Linked DNA regions of Mus musculus: all the other regions are linked to region 2. The links are chromatin loops, found by intact Hi-C in ENCODE. Cell type or tissue: left cerebral cortex. All regions are shown on one strand. Links, peaks and the distances in the headings refer to the core of each region. The heading gives the core; the rest is flanking DNA. Region 1 overlaps BC035044 (cDNA sequence BC035044). Region 2 holds the start of 2310001H17Rik (RIKEN cDNA 2310001H17 gene). Region 3 overlaps Clec2e (C-type lectin domain family 2, member e).

What was found. Peaks named below come from ENCODE experiments on the same cell type or tissue, not always from the same donor. Only the 100,000 strongest peaks of a DNase experiment are listed, where the experiment ranks them.
Region 1: a loop joins it to region 2, with 4 times the contacts of the local background. A loop is called at or near these places in 22 of 42 quality-filtered maps.
Region 3: a loop joins it to region 2, with 4 times the contacts of the local background. A loop is called at or near these places in 28 of 42 quality-filtered maps.

Annotation. Positions count from the first base shown.
Region 1 is chr6:128,849,796-128,860,051 of GRCm38, reverse strand. BC035044 (cDNA sequence BC035044) reads left to right here. Exons shown (of 3, transcript NM_001254946.1): 3 at 9,847-10,256. The coding sequence ends at 9,970. It overlaps Gm34849 (a long non-coding RNA gene), which reads right to left and starts at 3,019. Exons shown (of 3, transcript XR_378059.1): 1 at 2,794-3,019; 2 at 2,114-2,246. In left cerebral cortex, for the core only: CTCF peaks have their summits at 3,722 and 5,805 (motif pointing left); DNase peaks (open chromatin) are centred at 3,634, 5,753 and 7,055; H3K27ac peaks cover 369 bases.
Region 2 is chr6:129,232,852-129,243,107 of GRCm38, reverse strand. 2310001H17Rik (RIKEN cDNA 2310001H17 gene) reads left to right here and starts at 4,626. Exons shown (of 4, transcript NR_040268.1): 1 at 4,626-4,672; 2 at 5,264-5,369; 3 at 9,955-10,044; 4 at 10,161-10,256. In left cerebral cortex, for the core only: a CTCF peak has its summit at 5,033 (motif pointing right); DNase peaks (open chromatin) are centred at 4,756, 5,040, 6,191 and 6,991; H3K4me3 peaks cover 909 bases; H3K27ac peaks cover 2,997 bases.
Region 3 is chr6:129,090,645-129,100,900 of GRCm38, reverse strand. Clec2e (C-type lectin domain family 2, member e) reads left to right here. Exons shown (of 5, transcript NM_153506.4): 1 at 1-115; 2 at 2,413-2,538; 3 at 5,701-5,885; 4 at 6,428-6,534; 5 at 7,351-9,085. The coding sequence starts at 28. The coding sequence ends at 7,495. Among named protein-coding and RNA genes, the nearest start is that of Clec2e, 5.1 kb to the left of the region's middle. In left cerebral cortex, for the core only: a CTCF peak has its summit at 5,574; a DNase peak (open chromatin) is centred at 5,562.

The DNA of each region.
Region 1 (10,256 bases), core at 3,356-8,355, 380 kb after region 2:
ATCCATTACAACAACCTCACAAGGGCAGGGCACTATCCAAATTCGTACTAATCAAGGACAGAAAACATTTAATAAATCAGGCTTGGCTTGCAAAAGTTATTCAAGTAAGAAACCTGGACATATCAGCAAACAATGTCCTGGTAAAACAGGAGGTGCCATAAATTTTAATGCTCCTGGCCCCACTCAAAGTGAAAATCCAACAGAGTGTCATAGTTGTCTGAAAGGGTACCACTGGCGGAAGGAATGCCAAACTAACTTTCATAAAAATGGCACTGCCTTATCTGGTGCTACTGAAATCCTTAATAATACAGAAAATTCTATCAAACCAGGGAAACTGTGAGGGACCAACCTCAAGCCCCTCAAACAATAGAGGTAATTCAACAGCCTTAGGTGACCAATCCTCAGGTGATCAAAAAAGGACTATCCAACAGCTGCAGGGAGCAACTCCAGGCAGCACAGGGCTGTGCCTCCACAAAAATATCCACTAACAACTTCTCCTCACACAGGTTATCTTAACTTTTAAGATCTTAAAAGAAAGTTTCCTCACACAAGAAACCTTTGCACAACCAACAGAGCTAATGACAATAGCCATTGTCTTTTAAATATGAAAGACAAGCCCCTCTTTAAAAACTGTGTAACTGTTTTACAATTTTAGCCCCAACTTTCAGAATTACAAGTCTTGCTTCAATTTAGAAGTTGCCTTTTCTCTACTGGACATGTTCAAGTTCATTCTATGCTTCCTGGTCTTATAAATGGATGTAAGGATTAATTTAATATCTTAACAAAAGCTTGTTGCTTTTCCTAGAAAGTTAACTTAGTATGATCTTACATGACAAATCACCATTGTGCTCCTTCGGAGCTGTCAGCTAAGTTTGGGAATTAATCCCTGATGAGCCTATGTCTTTGTGATTTAAAGCAGACAAATGTTACACATGTCCTGTCTTTTGGAAAGTTAGCCTTTATTCCTGTACGTCTGTACACTTAATTCTCATTGCTTATTTATGTCTTTTCCTGACTTGGGAAAACTTTAGAAGATATGATACAGTATTTGTTTCATAGTTTATAATATCAAGGGCTTAAAATCAGACAATGCCTTTGTTTAAACTTAAAAAACCTTTTAAAATGGGTGTTTGAATCTTAGTTTCTCATATTCCACTGACATTCCCTATAATTCACAAGGACATGCTATTGTAGAGTAAGCTCATCAGACTTTAAAAGATATAGACATCTAAATTACAAAATGAAATCATAATTATTCATCTTCTTATAATACTTAATTTTTTAAGTACATTTTTTAAACGTTCGTAGTCCCTAATAAAATAAAAACCTACTAACTGGATAATATAAAAGACTGGATGTTTTTCCGGGAGAAGCTCTGTTTATATATTTACAGGATTCTATAGTGCCAGACCAGCTAATTGTGCCAGCCCTTTTCCATAGACAGAGACATCCACACCTGCCCCTTCCTTCAAGCCTACTTCAGAGTCATCATCATCCTCAGACTCTTCACTGTGCCAGAGACTCCAGCAAAAGAAGACAGACACTGAAGACATGGTTCTAAATGTCCTCTTTAATGTCTTCTATCATCTTCATGAGTTGTGATTGTAGGTCAGAATCTTGCTTTTCAGGTGTGTTAGGTTATCCATGGCTTGTTGTGATGGGAGAACTGGGTTCTTATGGTGTCGAGTGGGATTGGTTTCTGTTGCTAATGTTCTTGTGTTTACCATTTACTATCTGGTTATCTCTGGTGTTAACTGGCCTTGCTGTCTTTGACTAGCCTGTCCCTCCTTGTAGGAAGGTAGCTCTCTGTAAGATGGGTGTCAGCAGGCCTTCTGGGAGGCAAACAGTGCTGTCTCTGGTTAGGAGGGCCTCCTGTGTCCCTGGCTCCAGCAAATCTCCTGTGACCCTGGTTAAGGGAGACCTCCTGAGAGCCAGGCTTTCTCTGGGTATGAGCAGGTTAGCGGGCCAAGTGAGCTGGAGTTCCTGGTCTGCCTCAGGTGAAATTGTGGACAGAAAGGAAGATGAGCCTCCAGCAGGGAAATAGTTCCTGCATCTGTTGGGCCTTGTGGGGACCCAATTAGGCCAGGTATTAGGGTGGGGAAGGGGGTCTCACCTGTGATCGTAGTTATGATGGAACTCCTAGAAGTCAGGCTGTCTCTAGGTATGAGAGGGGGTCTGGAGCACCCAATCTGCCTCAGGCAGACTTGCAAAAATGGTTTTTAATTACAGCAACTTCACATACTTTTCTGTCAAGGTAAGATGACAGGTATAAAGTATTAAATATAAAGTACATATATACACATATAAAGGATATGTATAGTATAAAGGGTATATCTCATATAGATGTCATGTACAGTATAAAAGGCATTTATAGTGTAAAGGGTACATTTATATTATATATAGTGTATATAGTACAAAGGGTATTTGTAGTATAAAGGGTATATATTGTATAAAGGTTATATATAGTACAAAAAGCATATTTGTATAAAGGGTATATAGTATAAAGGGCATATATAGTATAAAGGACATATATAGTATAAAGGACATATATAGTATAAAGGGCATATATAGTATAAAGGACATATATATTATAAAGGGCATATATAGTACAAAGTTTAAAGGGTTTGATCAGATGCATTGGATGGGATAATGCAAATCCCTCCATCATGGTGTCTGGTCAATGCAGACAATAGCAGATGCTGGGTCCACAGTGGAGTGGACTAATCCCAAGCCCTGAAGGGAGAGAAGATGGCAGGTATAAGATGTCTGGGCAGTCATGAATATGGTTCTCACCTGGTAAGTGGAATGGTAAATCAAAGCAGTGTCAGCTTGTCTGGCCGTATATGAAAGCTGCAAAAGACAAAGAAGCCAAGAGAGATGGACTGAGATGGTGACAGGCACAAGAGGAATTTCCTCAGAACATGTCAGTAGCTCATAAGAAGGAAAGGATGCTCTGAAACTTTCTTAAGAAATATAGAGGGGGCTGGAGAGATGGCTCAGCGGTTAGGAGAACTGACTGTTCTTCCAAAGGTCCTAAGTTCAAATCCCAGCAACCACATGGTGGCTCACAACCACCCGTAATGAGATATGACACCCTCTTCTGGTACAGCTGAAGACAGCTACAGTGTACTTAATGATAACAAATAAATCTTTGTAGCTGGGCGGTGGTGGCACACGCCTTTAATCCCAGCACTCGGGAGGCAGAGGCAGGTGGATTTCTGAGTTCGAGGCCAGCCTGCTCTACAAAGTGAGTTCCAGGACAGCCAGGGCTACACAGAGAAACCCTGTCTCGAAAAAAAACCAAAAAAAGAAAAAAAAAAAAAAAAAAGAAATATAGATAACTTATCTATAAATCTTATTCTTTAAAAAATGAGCTTAAGTGGATTGTAATCGATTATTCCTCTGCCCGTGAAATGAGCCCATATAAACCAGATTAGATTATATTAAAGGTGGGTTTGTTGGATATGTAAAACATGCGCCTCGGTCCCTTGTCCCTGGGCCGGAAACCAAACATTTCAGCCCTTTGTAGGTTATAAATGATTGAGAGTCAGCAGCATAATTGTCTGAGGGCTTCCTGTTGACATTAGGGCTCTGCAGTTATGGGGTGTGAACAAAGGGCTGGGATGCTGGCCAAGTCTGAGGAGGAACTGCTTGCTTCACTGTTGTCCAGGCTGTGGGACCATCTGTGGGTAAGAGCGGGAAGGCTCAGTTGAAGCAGTCTGTGAGGCTGGGCCAGAGCACCTGTGGGTAACTGTTTTGGAGCTTTGCTGGATGCAGATTCTGAGAGAACACCTGGAAGTTAGGGGCAGAAGATAAAGGTTAGAGAGAAAAACGTTTTTGGGGGTGGACATTTCAAACTCTTAGGCCCATGGTCTTGGGAGTTGGAGGAGAGGTGCAGGTCCCAGGATAGATCCCATCCGCAGGAAGAAACAGACTGTTAGTCGACAGTCCAGTGAGAGGTAGATTCAAATAAATTCCCGGAAGCTTACAAGAACCTTCTTAAGTTTACAAAAAGATAAATCCTTCGAAACTTGCATTTACCCACCTCAGAACATCTTCTTAGACCTTTAAACACTTTCTTAGACCCTTACTTTTTGGGAAGCTTTCATATTCCCAGACCTTACATAAACTTTTCCTATCCAATTATTTACCATGAGACACAGGTTGTTGATCACTGGGTTCAGACCCCTCAAAGACCTGAGAAGGATACTATAATCTAAATGGCCCATGTCTCAATTAAAATGACTGACTGACTCACCCATTACCCAGACAATCACCCCACTAGGATCCTGTGATGTCCATGGCTTAGTGGGGGGACACAGGTCACAGAGACAGATTAATCATTAGCTGCCAGGCCGGGCTAATCTGAGAGGCCTTCCTGTGGAGGAAGAACTGGGGAAACTGATCTTGCTTTGACTTAAGTAATGCAAGGCATGCCCAGTGCCCCTATTTGTCCACAGTTAAGGCCAGGCCTCAGGAGCAGGCAAGGCAGTTGAGCAATCTTTCTTAGTGGCTATCTTGCCACAATCCAGCTAGAATCCCTTCTTGTTGTGTCCATAACTTCTTGGAGACATTGGAGTTCCATTGCTAGGATTTGGAAGTCTGTCATTTTAAGCATCTTAACTTTAAGATTTTAAATGCCATATTCAGCAGGGCTCTGACAGGTTTGAGTGCTAGAACCTACTAGGCATATCTGGGTTAGAATCTATGTCTGTTTCTAGTTATCTTCTCTAAACTGTACATCTAGCAAACATAAAACAGGAGGCTAAATAAAGTTTTAATCATTAACTGCATCAGTTCTCAACATGACTTTAAATATAATTCCAAACAAATGAAAAGATATGATTATTTATAAGGTTAGTGGCTATCAACTTGTATTTCTTAGCTATACTAGCTTTTATGAGCCTAGAACCATAAATCTTATCTCAATTTAAAAGTATCTTTTGGAGACCTACTTCCTTGCACCTGTGCTGTGGCCCTTAAGAAAGATGGGAGTGAAACTATAATTCCACCCTCCTTATGCCAAAGTCAAGATGGCGACCAGTCACGTGATGATTATTTTCCTCCTGACAGCTTGGCGGGCCTTTTTTTTTTTTTTTAATTGGCTATTTTCTTTATTTACATTTCAAATGTTTTCCCCTTCCCAGGTCTCCCCTTCTGAAACCCCCTATCCAATCCCCCTTCCCCATGCCTCTATGAGGGTGCTCCCCCACCCAACCATCAACTCCCGTCTTTCTGGCATTCCCCTACACTGGGGCATCGAACACCCTCAGGCCCAAGGGCCTCTCCTTCCACTGATGTCCAACAAAGCCATCCGCTGCCACATATGCAGCCAGAGCCATAGATCCCTCCCTGTGTACTCTTTGGTTGGTACTCCTCCAGAGCACCGGGAGGTCTGGCCTGTTGACACTGTTGTTGCTCCCTACATGGGGCTGCAAACCCCCTCAGCTCCCTTTCTAACTCCTCCATCCCGGACCCGTGCTCAGTCCAATGGTTGGCTGCAAGGATTTGGCGGGCATTTTTAAATGAGCAGGCCAAGTCATTCACCATCATCATTACAATCAGTACTGCTGCTTCTGCTGCTAACAATGCTGAGGTCACACTGGACAGAGGGAAGTCGGTGAGGTGGAGGAGGGCAGGGCTAGGCGGCACCTGGAGCCCTGTGCTCACGGGGAGTGGGAGAGAGGAGAGAGTGCAGTTCCCAAAAGACCTGTACATGGGGAAGTTCAGGCTATTGGTCTATACACCTGCAGAATATTTTAGGGTCACGAAGGATGTTATGGTAATGAGTGCCCCCTGGTGGCTGTTTATACACATTGTGCAAGGGATTTTAATGACCAAGTCACAGAACAAAGAAAGACAGATGGTCTGAGACAGCCCCAATTTAGATAGAGTGTGTAGCAGATACCCCAAGGATGACTGAGGATCAGCTTTAGACTCAGTGTTTGCCCCCCACCCCCAGCCTTGCTGGAGACCCAAGGCCTGTGATGCAGCGTCTCACGTGATAGCCTGGGTCTCACTTGATAGCCTGCGGTGGAACTGTGGTGGGTGGGGAAACCCTGGAAAGCCATCTCCAAATCCAAAGGCTCTCTGAAGCAAAGACCTGGTCTGTGTTCTGGAATAGTCAGGCTCGCCCTGCTAAGGCCACAGCTTTGCAGAGGCTCTCGGGGCCCTGGACCTGGGAAAGGTACCCGGTACCTCTTAGGCTATGGCTGGGAAATGGTGACTTGACTGATCTCAAAGTCGATCTCCTCAAGCTGAGAGTAATGAAGAAGAGGTCTCAGTCCCCTGGGTGGGGACTCAACTTCTCCTGGGATTTCAGCAACATCGGAAAGGTTATTTCTCCTGTTAGTGAAATGAACCAGTTCGAGAATGTACTCATTACAGTGACATTTAGTGAAAATTGATGTCCTGTGGGAATCAACCCAGAAGCATAACAACTTCAAAAAAGGGTGAACAGTAATTGCTAGCCCCTTTCAAGCCTGTGAAAATCAAAGTTTCTGGAAAGAAGCAGAGACTTCCACATAAACTTCTGTAAGGCTGATTAGAGCTTTAGTGGCCGCTGAGGGTTGGAAATGCTGTGAGCCACTTTTATGAGCCACTTTAGACCTCTAGAAAAAATGAGAGAGAGAGAGAGAGAGAGAGAGAGAGAGAGAGAGAGAGAGAGAGAGAGAGAGAGAAGCAAGGAAGGAAGAACCATTTATTTTATGCACATTAGTGCTTTTCTTGTATATATGTATGTGTACCTTGTACATGCCTGGTACTCCTGAAGGTCAAAAGAGAACATCAGATCTCCCTGGAGAGGAGTCATCTCTCCAGCCCTCCATCTTTAGCCCTCACAATAACTGTTGCTCCCCTCTGTCCCTGACCTTTCTCGCCATCGAATAACTCAGAAGACTAGCTCTCCTTGGCATATATTAACAGACAGGTAGCTTCCACCGATCCAAAAACAGAGAGCATCACCAGGTAACATCTGAGCCTATACCAACGGCTCCCACTTTACTGTAACCATGTCTCTCACATCTCCACCGATGTGCTTGACAAGTGTCTTTGGGTGTGGCTTCCTTTGCTCTATTTTGGGTAATCTAAATCTGTGTTTCTGGGCATAGTCACTCATTTTGTCTCCAGAGTAAATGCTTATTCCCTTTGAAGTGAGAATTGTGCTTCTGCTCACAATGAAGAGTGACTCTGGGGACTTGATAGAAGAGCACACTGCCACTGTAGGAGAGGAGAGGCAGAGAAGAGAGAGAAGAGAGATTAGATACCAGCAAGCTGAGATTGCTTTATTGGAATAGAGAGGGGCCCAAACTTTCCATGGCATGAAGGTTGAACACATTTACAGGGGATGGGGACATAGGTGTTGGTGTGTGCATGTCTATATGTGTCTGTGTGTGTGTGTCTGTGTGTGTGTCTATGTGTGTCTATGTGTGTCTGTGTGTGTCTGTGTGTGTGTGTCTGTGTGTGTGTCTATGTGTGTCTATGTGTGTCTGTGTGTGTGTCTGTGTGTGTGTCTGTGTGTGTGTCTATGTGTGTCTATGTGTGTCTATGTGTGTCTGTGTGTGTGTCTATGTGTGTCTGTGTGTGTGTGTCTGTGTGTGTCTGTGTGTGTCTGTGTGTGTCTGTGTGTGTCTGTGTGTGTCTGTGTGTGTGTCTCTGTGTGTGTGTGTCTGTGTGTATCTGTGGCTACCAGGAAGATACAGCTGTGTTTGTGGTTTGATTGGAAGCAGAATACGTTGTTTTCAGTACCCAGGCTCTTACCCAAAATATCCCAACTCCGGTCAGGTGAAAAAGAAAAAGGACAGAGAGCAGACACCATTTGGGGAGGCTGCTGTTGGGTCTCAAAGGTAGGGTGGCCATGTTGGGGTTAGATAAAAGCTGCTAGGTTTTGGAACATGAAGAATATAGCGATGCTGTGAGTGAGGAAGTTGGTGAAACAGCTGAAAAGCAGGGACCAAACAGTAAAGTTAGCACAACTGCAATGATTGGCCATCCGAAAGTGTGATCCCCAGTCCCCAAGCAGCCAGGTGTCCCTCCAGAAAGCACTGCCTGCCTTTTCTCTGCGTTTAACTCCTTCTAACAATCACTTACATCACTCTCCCCAGGTCGAGCTGATTCTCCTCAAAGCGACACTCTGTCCTCCTGTCTTAGCATTGATTAAGTTCAGCCCTCTGTGGTTTTGCATGGGCCACCACAGCTGGAAATCTATTTTAGTTTGTTGTCAAAGGCCAGCTTTGACACCACAGGATAAATCAAGTCAGGCAGCAAGGTGTATCCTCAGCGATTGGGGTTAGTGCTGAGAGGAGCTGGTGGATGTGGGGGGGTCAGTTCAGATAGTGACCAACGAGGGTTGCTGCCTATGCAGCCAGCGATTAGAGAAAAGAAAAGGAGGGAAATCAAACACACACACAAACAAACACACACACGAACAAACACACACACACACACAAACACATACACACAAACAAACACACACACAAACATACGCACACACACAAACAAACACACACACAAACATACACACACACACAAACAAACACACACACAAACATACACACACACACACAAACAAACACACACACAGTGGGTGAAGCAAAAGCAGGCTCCAGCGATTTATTTTTTTTCTCTTAACCCTCTTTTGTACCCCTTTAAAAAAGTTTTCTATCTAAAAAGAAAGTTACCTCATAGCCACAAGTTGAGCAATCACCACAAAAACATATTAAAATAGATCAAAATCGTTACACAAGGGGAAATTACAACAGGATTGTTGATTATGTATTTCTTTTTTGAAACTTATATCTAGTTTAAAAAATTCTCATCTATCTTTATTTCCACAAGCTCACTGTAACCCCAAAGCAGCAATTCTTTTGTCATTGATTAACAAAGTCTGAGCAGGTCAAGTCTAGAGTAGCAAGGGTGTCCCTGTGCTATTGATTGATGTTGGTCGTAGGTGCAGCCATAGACAGAGAAGCTCAACAAGATGCTAAGCCTTCATTTTCTGAAGGAGCAGAGGGGCCCAACCTTCCCAGGAAAGACTGACACCCAGCTAGCTCACATCAGTTACCTTATTTAAACACCAAACAAGGTTAACTGGGTCTGGGAAAGGTTCCAGCTACCAAAGTTATCTTGCCCTTTGCTCCTCAGGATAGCAGACAACACACACAAATCTCAGTCCCTTTTTAACATGGCTAGTCATAATCAAAAGGAAGAACTCCGGGTTTGCCAGGAGTCGTAGGACCAAGATTAGAGCAGCTGCAAGCTCTCACATAGCACCCAGTGCAGACTCTCCAGAGAGAAAACATTTCTTCAAGGTTTAAACAGGCCCATAACAAGTTCTCAGCCTCTACTGATTGACCCAAACCTAACAAAAACTTTGCTGTAATAGTTCACTCAAAGCCAGACACAAAGGCTTTACTACTCGTCTCACTGAATTAATTTTCACAATATATACCGCCTCCTGAAGGAAACCAAGGCATTCCCTTGTGAATACACACCTCATCTGTGGCCAGCGTAAGTATTGTACAGGGAAGGTGGGAAGCATCCTCCCAACATCTGTAGAATTTTCATCTTACCAGAAGAAAGTTCAAGGTATACCTGAGAGATACAATTATATCTCGGCTATGCATTCAAAATAAAAATATATAGCTTGGTCCCTACCAACGAATGTAACTCTAGAGCCTCTTAAAAGATGTTTGTGGGCGGGAAGAAAAAATGTGTACACCAAGCTGGCCTCAAACTCAGATCCTTCTGCCTCTGCCTCTTCAGCATATCCTACAGGCCTGTGCCCCAGAGCTGGAAAGAACCCTTTTTTGCTAATTTTCTAATTGAAGCTTTCTCTTTATGACCTAGGTTGCCTAGATATTCCATGGATGTTTTCAAGAAATTCAAGCAAAGAACTGAGGGCCCCCTGCTGGCCTCTCCTAGAAACACAGGTCAACAATGCCAGGCAGCTTCCAGGCCAACAACACTCTAGTCTGCTGTGTGGTGCATCTCTGCTGTGCTGGCTATTTAGTCATCTGACCTCCACATTCACAGCACATGATCAGTACGGGGAAAGGCTGCACATGGAGGGCACTTTCCTCAGAGGTGACTAACAGGTCTCAAAAATAAGTTCTCTGACAACCTGCTCAGCCCACGAACCTGGGAGACTTGACACTGAGTCCAGGACTCCAGGAGACACTGAGTCAGGGCGGGAAGAAAACTCAACAGGGAGACTAGACAGACTTGGACACCGCTGGTTCTTGCCCATTGGTCCTCTC
Region 2 (10,256 bases), core at 2,973-7,972:
TTTGAGAAGCAGAGGCAGGCAGACATATATCTGTGAGTTCCAGGACAGCCAGAGCTACACAGAGAAACCCTGTCCTGCAAAACAAAACAAACAAACAAACAAGAGTCCCTGCTAACATTCTAGCCATAACAGCCAGTCATCAAGGGCACGACTCCAGATTCCTACCTTTGTACGTGCACTTGTGTTGGCAGTGATAGGAACATTTTCTAGGCTTCTTTATAGTTTTTCTTCCTGTGTGTTGCATCTGTCTACCCATCCTATAAATAGAATCATCCATTTTTTTTTTAATGAGAAGGATACAGAGACAACAACAGAAGGATATAAGTTTAACAACAGAAACAACAACAAAAAAAGTGCATATAAAATTGTAGCACCAAAACACAGTCTATCACTGTAAAACCACAAAGGATATGGTCGGAGCAGTCAAGGGGAAATTGTGCTTTAAACCACAAATTTTCTTTTAGCACAGATTTTAGATGTACAGAAAAAAATGCTGAAAATTCTCATGTACCCAACACTAAAGTTTCTGTATTATTATTTATTTTCTTTCCTTGTGAAGACAGACAGCTCGCCAATTGCAGGAAATGCAGACACGCCAATTTTATGATTAATTGGACACAATTCATGACGCAGTGTTGATGCTTATTCCTAATTAACACCTCGATCAGATTGTGCCTGTTCCCTGAATTTTAAGACTCCGATGTCTACAGCATAGCACAGCGCCTTTACTCCTCCCATCATCTCTCTTTGGGACACTCTCGACTCCGACAGTTTCTTACCCCTTCCTCATTTTTTATTATTTTAAAGGTGCTCATATGATATTTTACAGACTGTTCCCAAGTTGGAATAGCCAGATAGTTTTCTCAAAATTATACTTAGGTTGTAGAATTTTGGACAAACACCAGAAAGGTGAGTTGTCAATCTCACATATCCCCTAGAGGGCGCAGATCGTCAGCATAAATATCTAGTTGCATAAATATCTAGTTGCTTTAACAACTAGATCACAGCCAGATAGCATTTATCGGGAATATTGACCATAAAGTTACTCTACCTTCTGTGTTTGAGGAAAACTGTTTTTTTAATCTTCTATAAACATTAACTTGGCGAATTTCATAAGGCTTAGGTCGAGGATCATACCCCAGACTATCTAGCTTTATGCAAAAGCGTTAAACTAACTTTCAGAGTGGCTCTTCATCTCTCTACTCCAGCCATGAGTGACCATCCCCAATCCATCATGACTTGATTTCGAGAACTCCTTTAATATTAGCATTCTAATAGGCATCTGCTGACATCAAAGTGCTGATTTTATTTGCATTTCCTCAGTGACAGGCGATGCTGGGCATGTCTACGTGCTAATTGTCCTACTACACATCTCCTTTGGTGGAACTATTTGGAGTGTTGGCTCAGATCTTCTTTGGACTCTGTCTTTCCCTATCATGTAGTGCCTGGAGTTGTTTCAACATTGGAACACACGTTTTATTATTTTTGTTTTGCCAATATGTACTAACTGGTTGCAAAATGTGTTTTCAGTCTTTTTAAACTGTTTTGTACAGCCGTGGTTTTGTGATTCAGATAAACCCAACTTTCCCTTTTTCTCTTTCATGGATTGAGTTTTAGGCATTATATATGAAACCTGTTTACCAGATCAAGTTTATATAAATCATCACTGCTATTTGCTTCTGAGAGTTTTATAATTCTGTATTTTTATAGTTAGTTTTCTGTTAAAAGTTATTTTTTGTTTAAAGTAAAGAAATTTTAAGGGCTCCTTAAAAATGCTATACATTGAAATGTAAATTTTTAGCACTATTTATCATTTACACATGTCTCTGTGTGTATATATACACACACATTTTGCTGTTGTGTTTTACTTAACAAAAGAAGCAATGATATTGATGAGGTTCTATTGGGGAAAGCATTTTCTATTCTGTTTATTTATATGTTTCTCCTTTTTTGGTTTTTTGGTTTTATTTTTTTTCTTTGAAACAGGAACTTATGTAACCCAAGTTAGCCTTGAACTATATATGTAGATGTTTACCTTGAACAAGAGCTTATCCTCATGTCTGTACCTCACTAGTGCTGGGGTGACAGTATGCCTACGATTCACGTGTCAGCATGTTCTGTACTGTCCTACTATATTGAATACTCTTGATTAGGATGTTAAAGATTTCTTTATGAATCCTCCCAAATTTTTTCTTCTTTATAAAAATTATGGTGATTATTCTATTTCTACATATTTAAAATCAGTGTTTCAGAGTCTTTTAAATGATTTAAGAGGTTTATTTAAGATTCTAGACCATAGACAAAATTAGTATCATTTCACATCTCTTCAGGAGTTTGTAGTTTACCACATATACATCATATATATTTATGTCTAAACATTTTTAATGTTTGGCATTATTGTAAATTACACTTATAAATATTAAATTCTAATTATCCACTGTTAATATGCAAAAAACAATTCGCTTCTTAATGTTAGCCTTGATCCCTGCACATTGGAGTTTTCCCTTTCTAGTTTTGGGAAATCTTTATATTGGTTTTAAGGTAGTCTACCTGGACAATCAAGTCATCTGCTACAAGAAACTACTTAATAAAAGAATAAATAAGTTAACATTCTCTTCCTTCCAACAATCTCATAATTAAAAAAGCAATTCTTTAGTTCATTCTCTTCCAGTCTGTATAACCCTTTTTTTTTTGTTCTTATATGAAGCCATGAAGTCTTTCTCTTCTTCACAATGAGCTGGGACTCCCAGTCTAGTGTGAAAACATGTGAGAATGGATGTCTTTGTTTCAGATTCTAGAGTAAAACATATTTTGTCTCTCACCTTGAAACCCAATGTCAGCTGATAGCTTAGGCAAGCAGATCTCCTGGCATTCAATGCTAGCAAGATGAAGGTGTTCCTAGTATATCAACATAATGGAAGACTAGTATTTCATAACAAATGCGAAGAAAGTAATCAACTGATCTTTATCTGAAAAAAAAAAAACAACATACTTGTGAAAGTAACTTTACATCATACTCTAACCACACCCGCAGGGATGCAGTAGTTCATCAAACAAGAGTGGAGTCCACTATTTGGGTTCTGTGGGCCGTGATTTTGCACTTAAGTCTATAAGAATACAGAAATACAGTCTCCTTCTTTAACAACTCTGTTGATTTTCTGGTTTTGAATCACACATTTGCCCATCTCTGATATTTTCCAGTTTGCTAGTGACTTCGTCTGCCATGTACACTAATTTGAAACGGTATTTCCAACCCTCTCTAAATCTTGAGTCTTTTATCTCTCACCTGAACCCTCACCACCACGCATCATACTTGAACTATATGCATGAGCATCAGCAGTCAGAGATAGCAAGTTCACAATGACCTCTAAGTCATGCAGACACAGACACTAATGCAAGATGGGCAGAGAGGTGGGTACAAATAGACTTTGTGAGTGTCTCTCTGCAAATAGTTCTATTTCTATTTCTATTGCTCTTAGCGTGGCTATTTTCTTACAGAATCCCGTAGCTGCAGTGATTCTGGAAATGGAATTTTTGAGAAGCGGTGTCCAGGTGAGAATCTCTTTCAATAGTCTCTTGATGGTTCTCACGGCCCCAGTGTGATAGAAACTAGATAGAGGGATTGCTGCTTGATACATGATTTGAAAAGTTGGTTTGACTTGTTTAGCCACGGAATTTTTTACACCTCTGATGTTTTGACTGAGTCTATGTGTGCTTTAGCTGATGTGACTTGCATAATGATTTATCTCATCACTTCGCTAGAATTAAAGCCTGAAATGATAAGTAGTCTGGTTTTTTGTTTGCTTGTTTGTTTGTTTGCTTGTTTGTTTGCTTGCTTGTTTCTTTCTTTCTTTTGGCTTGTTTTTTTGTTTGTTTGTTTTGTTTTGTTTTTTTCTCTACATATCAACTGTGAATTGTCACAGTATAGTAGCATTTTCTCACAAAGCTCTTTAAAGCTTTGGGGACATAGAATGTCTATCTGTGAAAAATATCATATAAACTAAATGTTGTATATGCATGAAAGAAATTATTTAGGCATTGATTTACAATCATATAAGTTATGAGGTAGCTTTTCTATATCAATTCATTGTAATTAACTGTTAAATGAAATTCATCACTTTACATCACTAGTTTTCCTGACCCACTTTTCAATATAAAGTAGCTTATAAATGTTTGCAAAAGAAAGAGTATCTGGGAGGTAACAAATAAGAGATGTGTGTTAATGCACCTTATAATTATAAACTTAGTTTATCTTTGGCTTGAGTCATGACTATGGACGATACAAGCCAAGCAACAAGCAGAAGATACAAACAGGAGGTAGGAAAGGATGTCACACCTTGTCTTGATGTTCGGAAACATTTATTAATTTTATTTATTAATTTTATTTTTAATAAAAAAGTTTATTAATTAGAATTTATGTCCATTGGAGATGGAACTGTTTTCCTGAGGGATGGGATGTCTGTTAGATTTTTGATAGATTATTTCTTCTCTTTCTGTTTTAATTGGAGGCTTAACATACACATTTCACGGGATATGACTTGTGACAGGCACCCGTGTGCCGCCCCACCCCACCTCTCCCCGCCCTGCCAGGCTGGGGCTCCTGCCCTGTAGAACTCAGAGATGGAGCCGGCGCCACCTGACTAGGGAGGACTAGTTTAGATCTCCAGATTCGGTACAGTGGGAATACCTGAGGGAAGAGTTTCAGAGTTATTTGAGGAGCAGGGACGCCCACGGGTTCCAACCAATGCCCTCCTTACTTGTTTTGTGTTTCGTTTTAGTTATTAGCGATGCGGTTGGATGAGACTTTGTTGTTTCATATGAAAGAATTTGCTTTGAGGGAGCCGGGAGCAGCACTACAATCCGCAGGGTTGTTTATTTTAAATAGGGCTCTGCACGGTGTTATTTATGACACCGTGATGTTGACACTTCGAGTTCTTTTAAAGTTATATTTTTATTTGCATTCCTGTGTGAGGGAAGGGAGGGGGAGAGGATGGGAGGAGCTTCCTGTGTGCAAGCCTGCAGGTGCGCCAGTGCTCAGCAGAGGGCACTGAATGCTGCGGCACTCGGGTTAACAGATGGTAGTGAGCTGTCTGAACTACTTAAAATTTTCAGGTAAAAGGGCAGCAAGCATTCTTAAACTGCTGAGCGGCCCTCTAGGTGTTCTTTGCTGGGGCAGGGGAGTTAGCAGGGAGGAAGTGGAGAGAACTGGGAGAGTTGAGACCCTCCTTCTGAGCGTTAAGCTGCATGTAGATAATATCTGCAGGTGTGGCACAATTGAAAAGGCAGTGGCTTTCAGGCTAGTCACTGCACGGACTAGTAAGGCAGCTCTCTTGCTCCCAGCACCGTGCATCTGATTCTCCGTTCTCAGGGTGAGTAGCCCCTCCAGTTCTCAACATACACATGTTGGTAATTTCACTGTGTGTGTGTGTGTGTGTGTGTGTGTGTGTGTGTGTGTGTACATATAAAGGTTAGAGATCAACTTTTCGGTGTCAGTCAAATGTGAGGCCCAGGAATGTACCCAGGTCAGTAGCCCCGGCAAAGCCCAGTGAGTCATCTCAGATACCTTCGTTTCAGGACTTTTGCTTAGGTCTGTAATTGTCTATAGAGCAGATAATTCTTAGTATAAGAAGCAGTGGGGTTTTTACTGTGCATCTTGCCTCCCCCTCCCCCTTTTCTTACACTGGCACAGTTTTCAATTTGATATTGAGGAGGGCACCCATATTTTCCTTGAAGAACATATAGTATCACTTTTACAGGCCCAATGATTTGATAATCTTATGGATTTTCATGTCCCATACTGTTTTGGGAATACCTGTGCATTAGTGTGTCTCCTTGCCTGATTTGTTTGGTCTTCTCCTTCATTGGCTAAAAACTCTTCAAGCCCAACCCACCGCCAGCTGTGTACTAAGTGTAGCAAGGTCATACCTCCTAAAGGTTTCCCAACCTCCCCTAAACATCACCACCAACTGGGGACCAAGTGTTCATATACAGGAGCCTATGAGGGGCTTTTCTCATTCAAATCATCACAGTGCATCACTGGAGGAAAGTGAAGGCAGCAGACCTTTGAAGCAGTTGGTCACAATCCAGCCACTGTGGAAAGAAAGAACAATGAAGCTTAGTGCAATTTCTTCACTCTCTGACAGTCCAAAATCCCCTGCTCAAAGAATGGTTTCATCTCAGTGGGAGGATTTTTTTTCCCCATGTTAGTTTTCCTCAGATGCACCCACATACCATCCTAATCTAGATAATCCTTCATGGAAACTCCCTTTGCAAGTGATTTCAGATTGTGTTAAATTGAGAGCCAAAACCAACCACGCAAAGGTGTTTTTTTTTTTAATGTTTTTTTAGGTATTTTCCTCATTTACATTTCCAATTCTATCCCAAAAGTCCCCCATACCCTCCCACCCACTCCCACTTTTTGGCCCTGGTGTTCCCCTGTACTGAGGCATATAAAGTTTGCACGACCAATGGGCCTCTCTTTCCACTGATGGCCGACTAGGCCATCTTTTGATACATATGCAGCTAGAGACAAAAGCTCCGGGGTACTGGTTAGTTCATATTGTTGCATACGAAGGTGTTTTAAGAGGTGGGTGTGATGACTTTTGCGTTGTTCTTCTCTGCGGGGAAATCTCTTAAGAGTCTGTTCTGACTGTGCCCAGTTTCTGGAATTCCCCACTTGTTTAGTCAGCACTCATGGAAAACACTATTAGCTTTAGCCACGGGCCAGCACATGTAGTGTAGTCTGGGACTCTAGCATTGGAATTCATGACGCATCTTGTAACAGGAGGCCTGGAGCACATGCTGTAACTGAGCCCTGAGGTTCTAACATGCTCCAAACAAGACTCGTGATGGAAATATGGAGTTTAGTCAAAATACAAAATGCCTGTGTGAGGAACACAGAAATGAATCCCATCTTCTAGAGAATGGACATCAGCTAGGGTTTCAGCAGAGGAAGTATTAGTGCAGGGCCCAGAGGGCTTCCTGACTAAGCGCTCTCAGTCTGACAGTGCTATAGTTGATCATTTGCTCAGTTCCTGTTCTTCCAGGTGGTTTGGAGAGTCCTCTTGCTCAAGAGAACCATCTGCTTCCTTAATTCTTCCCCTGCTTATGCCTAAAGCCATGTTAGGATCCCAAGATGAGCTTGAGGTCACCGGATCCCTTTGTTGATTCCTTTTCCTGGCACATTGATTGAATTGCCTGTCTCTGACCCTTACTTCTGAGTGACAAATGAAGTTTGGCTGGTCCCCCACAAAGGAAAAGAGTCAGAGGATGGAGACAGGCTGACAGTTTCTCAGTGTCATTGGTTTGGAGAGTTGTCCTTGGCAATGTTCTGAAGAAGTGTCCTTCCCAATCTTTGAACTGTTCTAGGGGATTATCATGTTGACTGCCAAGTCGTTCTCTATATTGATGGGTCCCAGAAAATCTGGTGGCCTTTGTAAGCCCCTCCTGAATCTGCAGGGTGTCTGAGCCCATTTCCATCTTCTGGACAGAGACAAGGAAGGAAACGTACAATATGGCTGCTAACCTGCTCCCCACCCTTTTCCTACCCACTGACACCCACCCTCAGAGGGCTTCCATCCCAACATGCTATGTGGAAGAAGTCCTCTATTTTTTTTTTTTTTCATATTGAGGATTTTTGTTTTTTTTCCATGAAGTCATTTTCCTTGTGTCAATGCCTTCTTTCTCTACTCTTGTTGGGCAGTGGAAGGGATAAGCAAGGCTCTCTGTATTGGTAATGGGTAGCTCTAGGTAACTGGCTGGGGGGGTACACAAATGAGCTGAGAAACATCTCTTCTTCCTCCTCCAAGTCCTGTCCCACAGGCTGTGGCACCAGTATGTAGGGACCTGAAGGAAAGAATGGGTGTTGTACTTCTAAAAAGATAAGGAGAAAAGAAATATGTTTGGTGAATAAGTAGTCAGGTTTAGGGAAGGGGGTGCCTCTGCAGGCCCTTGATAAGGCATCCCTTCCCCCTGAGGGACCAGCTACAGGATGGTATAGTACGGAATAGTTTATTCAGGGCATGGGGAGGGGAGTTGAGATGGTAGTAGAGACAGAGAAAGGTGGGGGTAGGGGGGGTGGGGGTGGAGAGTAGGGAGTAGGGGCTGGCCATGAGCACTTGGAGAGAGAGGGAAGGGGAATGTGGGGGGAGGGACAGGACGAGAGGACAGAGCAGAGCAAGAAGGCAAGAGCAAGAGGGAGAGAGGAGGGGCAAGCAGCCCCTTTTATAGTGAGTCAGGCACACCTGGCTGTTGCCAGGTAACTGTGGGGGCAGAGTTTAGACAAAATGCTAACAATGGGTGCTGGGGTCAGTTGGACATAAAGGACTATAGAGACCCTGGAGGCTTGAACACTCCCATCCACCTGCAGAAAGTGAAAAATAAGGCTGAGTTCTGCAACATTTCCTGCCTTTCAACAGCAACTAGGTGGGTAACCACGCTGGCTATTTCTGCTGTTAGATCAGAAACTTTTGTTTCCCCGGCCCCCAACAGAAGGAAGTGAGATTGAGATATTCTGGGTGGCAAAACACCCTAGGAAAAACACGTACAACATCCACAGAACCATAACCATAATCTGTCAAACCCACCAAGCTACTCACCAAACACACATGCACACGTGCACACATGCACACACGCGCACACACACACACACACACACACACACACACGCACGCACGCACGCACGCACACACGCACACACGCACGCACACACGCACACACGCACACGCACACACACACACACACACACGCACACACGCGCACACACACACACACACGCACACGCACGCGCACGCACGCGCACGCACACGCACACGCACACGCACACACACACACACACACAAGAAAGCTATGACAAAAGGAATCAGTTTCAAGAAAACTCAAGCGTGTTTTGCCAGTGGGAAGGGATGGGACAGCACTACCTCAATCACTTCTCTAAGTCTAAAACTAAAACAGCTACGGTTTGTTTATTTGTTTGTTTTAAAGAAGTGTTCTGCCCCTTACAGATGGTACTTCTTCAAACGTTGCTTACACTGTTGTGTAAGAGATTGTGGGCCAAGGTTGGGTGGAGACAGATGGGGAAATGCTAATGTTTGTAATTTTGGTGAAAAGGGGGACCCAGAGAATAATGGGTTCCAAGGTGGGAACTCGGGTGTGTCGAGGATGGGAACGAAGCCAGAGACCAGAGGTACAATTACTTCTGACACTCTTCACAGGTTTGTTGAAGGTGCGCCTCATTGGGGGTCTGCTCAGAACACTTGCATGTGGTCAGCAGAGGGTGACTGGAGATCAACTTTGTCCTTCAGAGATCAAAATATAGAGAAAGCTGCTAAGGTGTCTGGGGGAGGGGAAATCAAACGTAATTGAGGAAAAACCTGGGGATTGGATGGGAGAGGGATACCCGAGGTCCCACCTCTAGCTGAGGAACTAACAACAGCAGTGGCGCCAGGAGGAGGGTCTTCAGAGGTGCAGTTCTGAGGAAAATGGGCAACTGGCAAGGCATAAGAGACAGAAATAGGAGAGTTGGAGGGAATACACTACATTGTGTCTTATATATGACATGTTCAAAGAATAAATTTTAGGTATATACTTAGAAAAATATGCTGCTGCTGTAACAACCTGTGGTCCAAATTCATGACTCTAATACAGGGCTGAAGATGGCCATGGTGCTGATTTCATTACAAGGGCAATTTTATTTGGCAGTTATGTTATCCTCTTCTATAACAAAACAAAAAGTAGCAAATAATAATACCTTATAAAAAGGGGAACGCCAGGGCCAAAAAGGGGGAGTGGGTGGGTAGGGGAGTGGGGGTGGGTGGGTATGGGGGACTTTTGGTATAGCATTGGAAATGTAAATGAGCTAAATACCTAATAAAAAATGGAAAAAAATAATACCTTATAAAGAAATATGAAAACAACTAGACATAACCAACACGACCTTAATTGTCATTGATGTAGGACCACCTGACATGGTTAAACAGCCCTGGCTTAACGTTCCAGACACTGCTGCCAATACTTGCGGCTGTTAGTTCCTGATTTCTGCTTAAGGTCGGTACTTTCCAGTAAAAACCGCCTAGATACGCCTCTGCCCATATTTGACTAACAAAATGCGTGTTAGCACAGCTTCCTGATGAGCTGTCTTGCAAATCTGTCCTATGCTGCAGGCTTTGCAGTTCTGCTTATAGTCCTGTGATCAGAGACACTTCCTCCTGTGGCAGCTGAATTCCACGTTTCCCGAAACAGGATTTCCCTATTTTGTA
Region 3 (10,256 bases), core at 3,074-8,073, 140 kb after region 2:
GTCTCAGGAAGTCCTCTCAGCTCACAGATGAGTGCTGCAAAGGTTGAAGAGGCTTCCATGGGCATGCTGAAGACAGACCTCACTGCCCCAGACTGCCTGCAGGAGGGAGAAATGGGTATGTATTTTAATGCACTTTGAATCACACTAAAGGGATAGAGGGGGTTTCAACAGAGACCCTCAGAGGAGCTAAGTATCCTGCCTGTTAGCCTGTCATGGTAAGACTCTATAGAAGTAGAAATGCTTGGAGGTATCTGTTATATTAGTTACTCTACCGGATTATTTAATACTCAAGTATTTTCTTTCTACACTCTTCTATTACATTAATTTTTGTTTTTCTTGTTTGTTTTACTGAAAAAAAAATATTGGGTTTCCTGGAAAACAGTGTTCATACTCACCAAAAAAGCAAGATCAAAAAGAGTGTAGATGCTTTTCAACTGAAACAAATTTTCCCATAATTAGAACATTTTTATTTCCTGCATGGATATATATACACACTCCATAGTTCTGTGATAGAAGTTATCCTGAGTTGAGAATATATCATTTTTTGTATATGCTTCAAATTTTCCATAATAAACACTTGAGGTTTAAATAAGAGAAGGAGAAACAAGAGGAGGAGGAGTTAGTGTATAAAATGAAAACTATTCTGTACATTGATATATTTTTTCTGCAACATTATAAACTCATTCATGACTTTTAGAGCCCCTGTAATAGACTCTTTAGAACTGTATATGTAGAAATAGCCATGTAGTTTGACTATCAAAACTTTTATCTCTTTTTATGACGCTTGACTGTGATTTCTTTTTCTTGCCCTTCTGTCCTGGACAGGACTCCCAGAGTCACAACTAGAATGGTGTGAGCAGACATCCTTACCTTGTTCTGCGTCACTGGGGAAAAGCATTTATGCTGACTGTAGTTGCATTTTTGTTTTGGTGTATAATAGGTACCTGTCTTAGTTAGGGATCCTATTGTGGATCCATGACCAAAGTAATTTGGGAATTAGAGTGTTTATTGGGCTTACATAGCACTGTTCGTCACTGGAGGAATTCAAGCCAGGAATCCACACAGGGCAGGAACCTGGAGTCAGCAGCTGACACAGAGGCTGTTGAGGGGTACTGCTTACTAACTTGCTCCTAGCAGTTTGCTCCTAATTCTTCTTATAGAAGACAGGACAACCATCCCAGGAATGACATCACCCACAATGCACTGGGTTCTTCCACCACAATCACAAATTAAGAAAATATAGTACTGTCTTTCCTACAACCCGATCTTATGAAGGTGTTCTATTAATTCAGGTTCCCTACTCTCAAATGACTTTAGCTTGTGTCAAGTTCACATAAACCTATCCAGTACAAACCTTTTATCAAGTTAGGGAAGTTCCTTGAGTTCTTAATGTGCTCAGAGTTGTTATTTTGTATTTACCTTGAATTTTGAATATACTTTTGCTGATATTAATGAAATGGTTGTTGTTTTAATTTTCTTCTTCTGATAATATATTGAATTACATATCATTACGTAGTTCTTTAGAGTGAGCAAGTGAATTATCTAGTTAGTTACATTCACAGATAGAACAGGGTCTGATATAGTTCTCTCAACCTCTTACTCAATTTTTTTATTTTTATTTTATTTTTTTAATTTTTATTTTTTATTTTTTGGTTTGGTTTTTTTTTGTTTTTTGTTTTTTTTTTTTTTGAAACAGGGTTTCTCTGTATAGCCCTGGCTGTCCTGGAACTCACTCTGTAGACCAGGCTGGCCTCGAACTCAGAAATCTGCCTGTCTCTGCCTCCCAAGTGCTGGGATTAAAGGCATGTGCCACCACCGCAGGCTTTTTTTTAAAAAGATTTATTTATTTTATGTATGTCCATTACAGATGGTTGTAAGCCACCATGTGGGTGCTGGGAATTGAACTCACGACCTCTAGAAGAGCAGTCAGTGCTCTTAAATGCTGAGCCATCTCTCCAGCCCCCTTACTCAATATTTAACCAAGATTGGCCTTGAACTCCTGACTTTCTTGTATTAGTAGCCACATTCCTGAGCCATCACTCCTGACACATTGATTTTTTTTTTCTCTTTACTGTTATTATGGTTTCCTCAGCCCTAACCAGATCTATTCACATGGAACTGTACCTATAGATAACTTTGTTGGTGTTTCTTCTTCATCCTGATCTTCACTCTTTCTGTTTCTTGCTCTCTCATTGGCCCTTACTTCTATAACTTGATGATTCTATGACACAAAGTCTGTTTCCCTTTCCTCTAGTGTTCTGTCAGCCAAAGATATCATTTATGGACTGAAAACTTCTGTGAAGGGGTTTTCACTAGGGGAGTACAAGACAAATATGCACATGATTCTGGGATAAATTTATATTTTTCTATAAAAGGTTTGCAAAATTGACATTCTCAGATTTATATTTTCAGGTAAAAAACTCCAAGCAAAATGTCTCGGAATCATCTCCGCTGCATCTTGTGTTAAACTTTACTGCTGCTATGGAGTGATCATGGTCCTTACTGTAGCTGTAGTTGCTCTTTCTGTTACTTTGTCAGGTAAGTGACTTATTCTTCAAATTCTGTGACACTCTGTCCATATTCATTGTCAGTTATACTTACTGACCACTGTGACTCAGGCATTGTGGGAAGGGTGCCAGAGAAAACACACTGGAAGTTCCTGTTGTCTGGGAACTTAGGTTCCATCAGGAAGATGCAGTGAAAGAACACACAGGCCATGGTGTACACAGGAGTCTTGGCTCAGCATCCCTGGGAAGATGACGTTCAGCAAGCTCTAAAGAGAGATGCAGAGGGCATAGGTCCCCTTAGGGAACTGTTCAAGGCAGATAACAAGGAGATAAAATCTCAAAGTAGGAACCTCAAGGAGTAGGAACCCAAAGCTGCAGCTAAAGGGAAGTGAGAATAGTGAGTAGTCATATGGTTGGGAAAGGTACAGAACCCATGACCCATAGTTAGAAAATTCTAGAATATGATTCCTAAGGGATTAATTGTGGACTGTTTTGAATAATGTGGCAAACTCTTGTATACCTTTGCTGCCGTAGCTGGAGAAAATGTTTTATAATATTGTTTGATATCCTGGTTTTTGGAGACAGGGTTTCTCTGTGTATCCCTGGCTGCCCTGAAACACATTATTTACACCAAGCTGGCATTGAACTTGGAAATCAGCCTACCTCTGCCTCCCAAGTGCTGGGATTAAATATGTGCACCACCAATGCCTGAATCATTTATGTAATCAACTTTAGCTGCACCAATGACTAATATACAAGTCTAAACAGGTTAAACATTTGCCAACAAATCTTAGTGTAACCTAAACTATTATGTAACCCTAAAAAGAGTCATATAAAAGAAGTGATGTCATCCTCACTGCCTGTATATTTGTCCCTTTCACTAAAGCCTTGTAGTGCTGGATATGAGAACTGGAAACAACTATAACACAGCCCCAGTAAAAATATTTGGGGTATCATTCCCCCATTTAATATTTTGCTTCAAAGATCACTTGTTTCTTGAAATTCAGTAGACATTTGAAAGAACAACCGACCAATTCTGATGTTACCGGAAGGAAAAGGAGAAGGTAGAGAAGAAATATATCTGTTATTTTTCTAAGATGTCCTCTGAAACATTGCTGTAGTTGGAGCTTTTTACACACACACACACACACCACCACCACCACAACAACAACAACAACAGCAACAACATACAAACATGCTTACATAATTGCACACACATATACCACCAACAACAACAATAACAACAACAACAAGAACAACATACATACACATGCTAGCACAATTGCACACACACACACACACACACACACACACACACACACACACACATCACTTTATTATAATAGACTCACAGGTAAACAAACACATCACTCGGCCCCATCAACACAGCCACTCATACACTTGCTGGGTCTCCAAACCTTGGTATCTCACTAACTTCCACACACTTAGAATAGCCATTGTGAAGCCATGAAGCTTTGCTTATGGTTTAGACTTGTCAGTCACATTTTTATGCACTTGTCTTCCACACACAAAAAAAAGAAAAACTATGGAAGAGTTGAAACTAAAAAAATAATTCTGTTTTTAAACTTTGCACAACTTATAGCCCATTACTTGCATCCTGTCCTTCCTTGTCACTTTATATCACTCTTCTTTCTTCTCCTCTCCACATGGTATTCCATGAGCACCCACACAGCTGCTTACACTGTCTGCTATAGGCTGGGACTGGATGTGAAGGCTTACAATGGGCTTATTTTCTTGGACCTTGGATTACCTTCCTTAATATTATACTTTCTAGGTACCCCCCCTCCTACAAATTTCATTTACAGCTAAATAACATTCTTGTTTGTGCCTGTAACACATTTACATTATCCATCAGTTGGTGAGCATCTGGGTCAGTTCTGTTTCCTTGCAGATAGAGGAGCAATAAACACAGATGTGCAAGTATCTCTGTGGTAGGATGTGGAGTTCTCTTCATATATGCCCAGGAATATCATAGCTGGGCCACACAGCAGGTCTAGTTTTAAGTTTTCTGAGAACCCTCCATGTGGACTATATCTGCTTGTACTTCCACCAGTCGTAAATAAGTGTCCCCATTTCTTAATATGCTTCTGAACAGGCTGAGTTCTGCCTCTGAGTTTTCTGCCTCTGCCTCCGCCTCTGCCTCTGCCTCTGCCTCTGCCTCTGCCTCTGCCTCTGCCTCTGCCTCTGCCTCTGCCTCTGCCTCTGCCTCTGCCTCTGCCTCTGCCTCTGCCTCTGCCTCTCTGCCTCTGCCTCTGCCTCTGCCTCTGCCTCTGCCTCTGCCTCTGCCTCTGCCTCTGCCTCTGCCTCTGCCTCTGCCTCTACCTCTACCTCCTGATTACTGGGATTAAAGGTATATGCCACTACTGCCCAACGTGGTTGACAAACTTCTTGATGATAGCCAATCTGAGTTTCTATACCAAGAGCCAGTATATGTTTACACACACACATATATATACATATACATATATACATATATATATGCAAACATACATATATATACACACACACATATATATGGAAATATACATATAAATGTATATATGCAGATATATGTATATATACATATATAGAGAAAGAGGGAGTATGTGTGTGTGTGTGTGTCAGAATTATAGGAAGCTTATGATCAAAATGTTGGTATCAAAAATTATTTGACCCTGCCATGTTTTGCATGCTGGCATTTTTCTATACTAACATCCAGACAAGTAAGGAGTTTCTTTCTTTTGTTAGAGAAAAGGAGAATGTGAAGGAGAATTATGGGAAAGCACACTGTAGGATGCTAGGAATCAGGGACAGTCCTAAGGAGCTGATGGCCTAGAAAAGAGTTTCTCACAGGGTATGGTGTCTTGTTCCTAGCACTTAGGAAGAACAGCCAGGAGGATTACAATTACAATCTCCAGACAAGTTCAGCCCACATAGTGAGATCAAGGCCAGGCAGTGAGACATAGCTAGATTCTGTCTCAAAACACAAAGAAGAAAAGTGAAAATATTCCCTTAGATCCCCACTGGAAGGCTCTGTATTGGGGACCTTCATGCTAGGAGGGGCCCCCTAGTGTCAGTTAAGAAAACTACAGTCCAAGTACACACCTCACAACTGAAGTTTGGATGGCTAGACAAAGGGATCAGACTTGGAAATGTCTCTTTGTTACATTTTATATTACTGTCTCCATTTAAGTGAGAAAGAAAAAACCAGTCATGGAGAGCTGTGAACCTTGCTATGCTGTATGCTCAAGTGGCTGGATTGGATTTGGAAATAAATGCTTTTATTTTTCTGAAGACATGGGAAACTGGACATTCAGTCAGTCCTCCTGCATAGCACTAGATGCCCATCTAGCTCTATTTGACAGCTTGGAGGAACTGGTAAGAAAGGGGATCAGTAATGGGTTTGTTGTTTTGTTGAATATGTACTACTGCTTTGAGATTGAGAGCTTGGGGCTAAAGCATGAGGAAGAATCTCATTCAGGCAGATGGGGTATATGCAGAAGACAGTAGTTTGTGCCATTTCCTGGTGTTATTGCTTCTGGCTTGAGCCCTAAGCTATTGCAGAGATCTGTTATCATGTAGTGCGCATAGTAAGACCTTACAGGCCACACATACAATTTTCTGAGATACCTTGTGGTCATGTAAGCTCTTCTCCAAGCATTCACTTGTTGCATAATGAATTTGGCATCTATTAAAAATGGCAAGGACATTGTAAATCAAGGACCTACCAAGTCACATCAATGTATTTTGGGTTATGGGTGTAAAATGCTTATACTGAGAACTAAGGGTTATTATGGCTCCAAAGTTGATGAGCCTCAGTTATAAGATGCTGTCATCTTGAGAGGAGGCTCTAGGGTGGAGACTCAAGGGTCATGTTAAACTGAGAGACACATGTATTTCCTTTATCTGTGTTATGACAGAATTTTCTGAAGAGATACAAGGGGGCTTCTGACCACTGGATTGGACTACACAGAGAGTCTTCAGAACACCCTTGGATATGGACAGACAACACTGAGTATAACAACTTGTACGTTTTCAGAAAACTTACGCTTATACTGTGTTTATTTGCTGTGAAATGTGTGCATTGTATCTGTAAGAGATGCAAACACCACAACATCACAAACTCAGGTTTTTTTTTTTATATCATCCAATTCATTGGCCATCTTTCAACACATTTACTTAGAGTAATTTCACTCAAAAATCTATACCATAATAATGGCATCTGGGGGAGATATTGTCTGTTTTATATCACCAACTGAAAATTTTTCTTTACTGGTGTCAGAACTATATATCAGGGAGGGTGGAGGAGGAGTGTTAAAAAGCCCAGGAAGCCAGTGCAGAACTGCATGGGTAAGACTTGTTGGTCCTCTGTTCTCCCTGTACCTGTTTACTGAAGCTGATATTCCAGGGATATTGGTAACCTTTCTAATGCCTCCTCATCAAAAAGCCCAGAGACAGCTCTTGTGTGAGCATAGCTAGCCATTTTGAACAGAGCCATTTCAGTGGAGTGGTAAAATACAGATATAGTCACATCCATCATTAAGACCTCCAAGAAATTTATTAAGAAGTAGGGTTTCCCTCACTTTTATACATGTGTAAAATACATCAAGAACTGAAAATCACCCTCAGTGATGTCACCCTGAGCAGCAGTTTGTTTGAGCATAATAGCAAGCACCAGTTAATTCCTTTGTACACACATCCCAGGGTTCAACATAGATGAATGACAAAGATGTGATGTTCAAATCAACCCTGAGGATGTAAAAGATGCTAGGTTTAAAACTAGATCAGGTGTTTTAATGCAATGCTAGCCTGTGCAGTAATTATTATTTGTTCTTTGCTTTAGGGTTCTCACCCGAGGAGGAGGAGAATGTGCCTACTTGAGTAACAGGGGGATCTACAACAGCAGTGGGGATATACATAAAAAATGGATTTGTAACAAGCCCAACAACTACACCTTACAGCGCCCACTAATTGTAAATCCCGGATAGGGAATGTGCCAAAGCATGCGTGAGAAACTGATGCTCTGTGACCTGTTATCTACAGTTGCTCCTCTACTCATATCTACCAAAACTATTATCAAAATTCATCAGTAATCACACTGACAGCAAAGATGAAAACTTGCTTAAAGGATCATAGATATACTGCATAGAATTTGGATAGATGATTCTAAATCAAATAGGTGTTTGGGTATAAGTACTGATAGGTAAAACTAAAGTATAAACAAATCTGTATTAGTGAGGTACATTTTGTGATCAGGTATGAACTTTTTTCATTGGTCCTTGCTATGAATTCAGAGGCACTAAAAATGTGGGGTGACTGAACCCATGGAAGTTTATTCTGTAATCACAGGACAGATAATAATTGGCTTGTGGCCTCCAAACATTATAGACAGTATAGTCATCATTCTTTTAAAAAATTCAATGACCAATCTGAAAGCAGATAGAGACAGGATTAAAAGCAATGCTTTACACTAAGATTTAATAGCATTGTCAAATAATTTTACACTTTACTTCTCAGATTTTTTAAAAATTGAAACAGACTAAGAATATGTTACAAACAAATTTCATTTTCCAAATTTAACAGTTTTAAGAACTCCATACATGATTATGCCATTTGAATTTTATTCTTTAATAGGTTCTTTTCAGATGAGGAGATAGCTGATTACTGAAACCCCTTCAGATGCCTAATCTTGCAATCATTTACACATTGTTAAATTTTAAGGACAAAATATTTTAAATTTTTGGATCATGTGCTATACTGTACTGATGAGTCCCAAAAAGGACGAAATAACAGTTCACAAACAATTTCTCTGTTAACTTTCTTCTTACTTTGTATATGGATTAAACCTTCTCACGCATGCTAGGCAAACACCGTACTACTGAAATTTACCACTATCCCTTTTTCTAAATTTTGTTTAATAACAAAGTCACTCTGTAAACCCCAGAAGGCGATATTCCTGAGATAGCCTGAGACAACCTGTGGACTTGGCAACATAATGCTAAAAGCTTTGACAGACTTGTGCTAACAACTTAGTGTGAGAGACCAAAATGTGGGAAACCAGAACCTCAGCAACTCTCACCCTGAAGATCTGGCTGACCCTTTGATGGGAGTTATGTCATCCCTTCCTTCATGTCTCTACTTGGAGCCTGGGACTGTTTAGATAAAGCCAGCATCACCTCCTCCTTCATGTCTCCATTTGGTTCCTGGGACTGTTTAGATAGGGCCGGCACTCCGAGATAAGCTGCAAGATGTTTGAAGCCTGCAATCAGCATCCGCCCCAGATGTCTATCCCTTTATCTGTACTTTTATTATACCCTCCCGAACCCTCCCTATTTGTTTCTCATTGTGTGCTTATAACCAGGCTCCTAGACTCCATTAAACAGACCTTGACAACTCTTTGCTTGGTCTCGCTCCCTTTTCTCTGACCATTTCTCTTCCAGGCCTCAGTCCTCCTAGACCCATGGAATAACTAAGTCCTGCTGGACGGGACAACTTAGCAACAAAGCATCAAGAAGTCTGGCATGGCAGGCTTTCCCTTTATAAGCACAAACTCTTAGTAAACTTTGGGCATGATCAGAAATCTGTCTTGGTCTTGTTACTTCTCACCTTCCTCTCCTGTTAGAGACCATACTGTGAGAAAGCGAGCCCTTCACAATCTCCCACCCTGACAAGCCAAATGGTCTTGTGCCAGGAACCGGTCATCACTCCCTTCTCCCTGTTCCCTTCCTGGCACCTGAGGCTGTAAAAGCTGAATTATAGTCCCCTCTTCCTTATCTCTTTCTGACTCCCATGACTTCCAAGGACATGAGTTACAAGCTGAGCCTGGCCTGACACCCAAGGCTATTAAGGAGAATCTATGTTCCGAAGATAAGACTCAGAGTGCCCACCACTCTGACTTCAGCCCTCATGTCAGCAGATGCCCACTGCTTTGTTCTTTGTTAATTCCCCCTCAACCCTTCCCTATTCCCCTCGATGTGTGCTTTAAAAGCCGGCGTTTCAGCCTAATAAACTGAGACCTCCATAGGACCCTCTACTTGGTCTCCAGCTCCTTTTTCTCTTCCTCCCATTTTCTCCCAGATTTGCGGTCCCCCTCGCACCCACAAATAACTGAGTCCCTCGGGACGGGATACTCTCCCATACAGCTCCAACCTCCCACTCACAGGAACCCAGTTAGTGTGGCCACAGGTGGCTACAGATGGCGCCCGAACAGGTACGGGTGGGACCTGAGTATGAGTAGATCAACTGAGAGAACACTGTCTTGGTAGAGCTCTACAAGAAAGAATAGTAAGAAGATGTATCTGGCACAGTGAGCAACACTTTGTATTCATGCTAGCACTGGCTTTAAACTTCATCTTTTCAAAACTGGTGCTGTAGGTACAAAGAGATACAGGCTAGACTGAGTCAGCATTGGCCCAGTGTGCTGATATCAGCCAGGGGTTGACAGTGGAAAATGGGAGTGAAAAAGAAAATAGGCATTTGTCTGCTGTCAAGAACTATATCAGGCGAGAGAAGTAACTAAACCAAGACAGATTTCTGATCATGGACCAAAGTTTACTAAGAGTCTGTGCTTATAAAGGGAAAACCCATCCCCTACCACACCAGGCTTCTTGATGCTTTGTTGCTAAGTTGTTAGCACTAGTCTGTCAGAGCTGTTAGCATTGGGTTGCCAATTCCACAGGTTGTTAGCTATCTCAGGAATATCTCAGGAAGACAGGTTCAGCCTCTCAGTGGGTAGAGGCATCTTGGAGA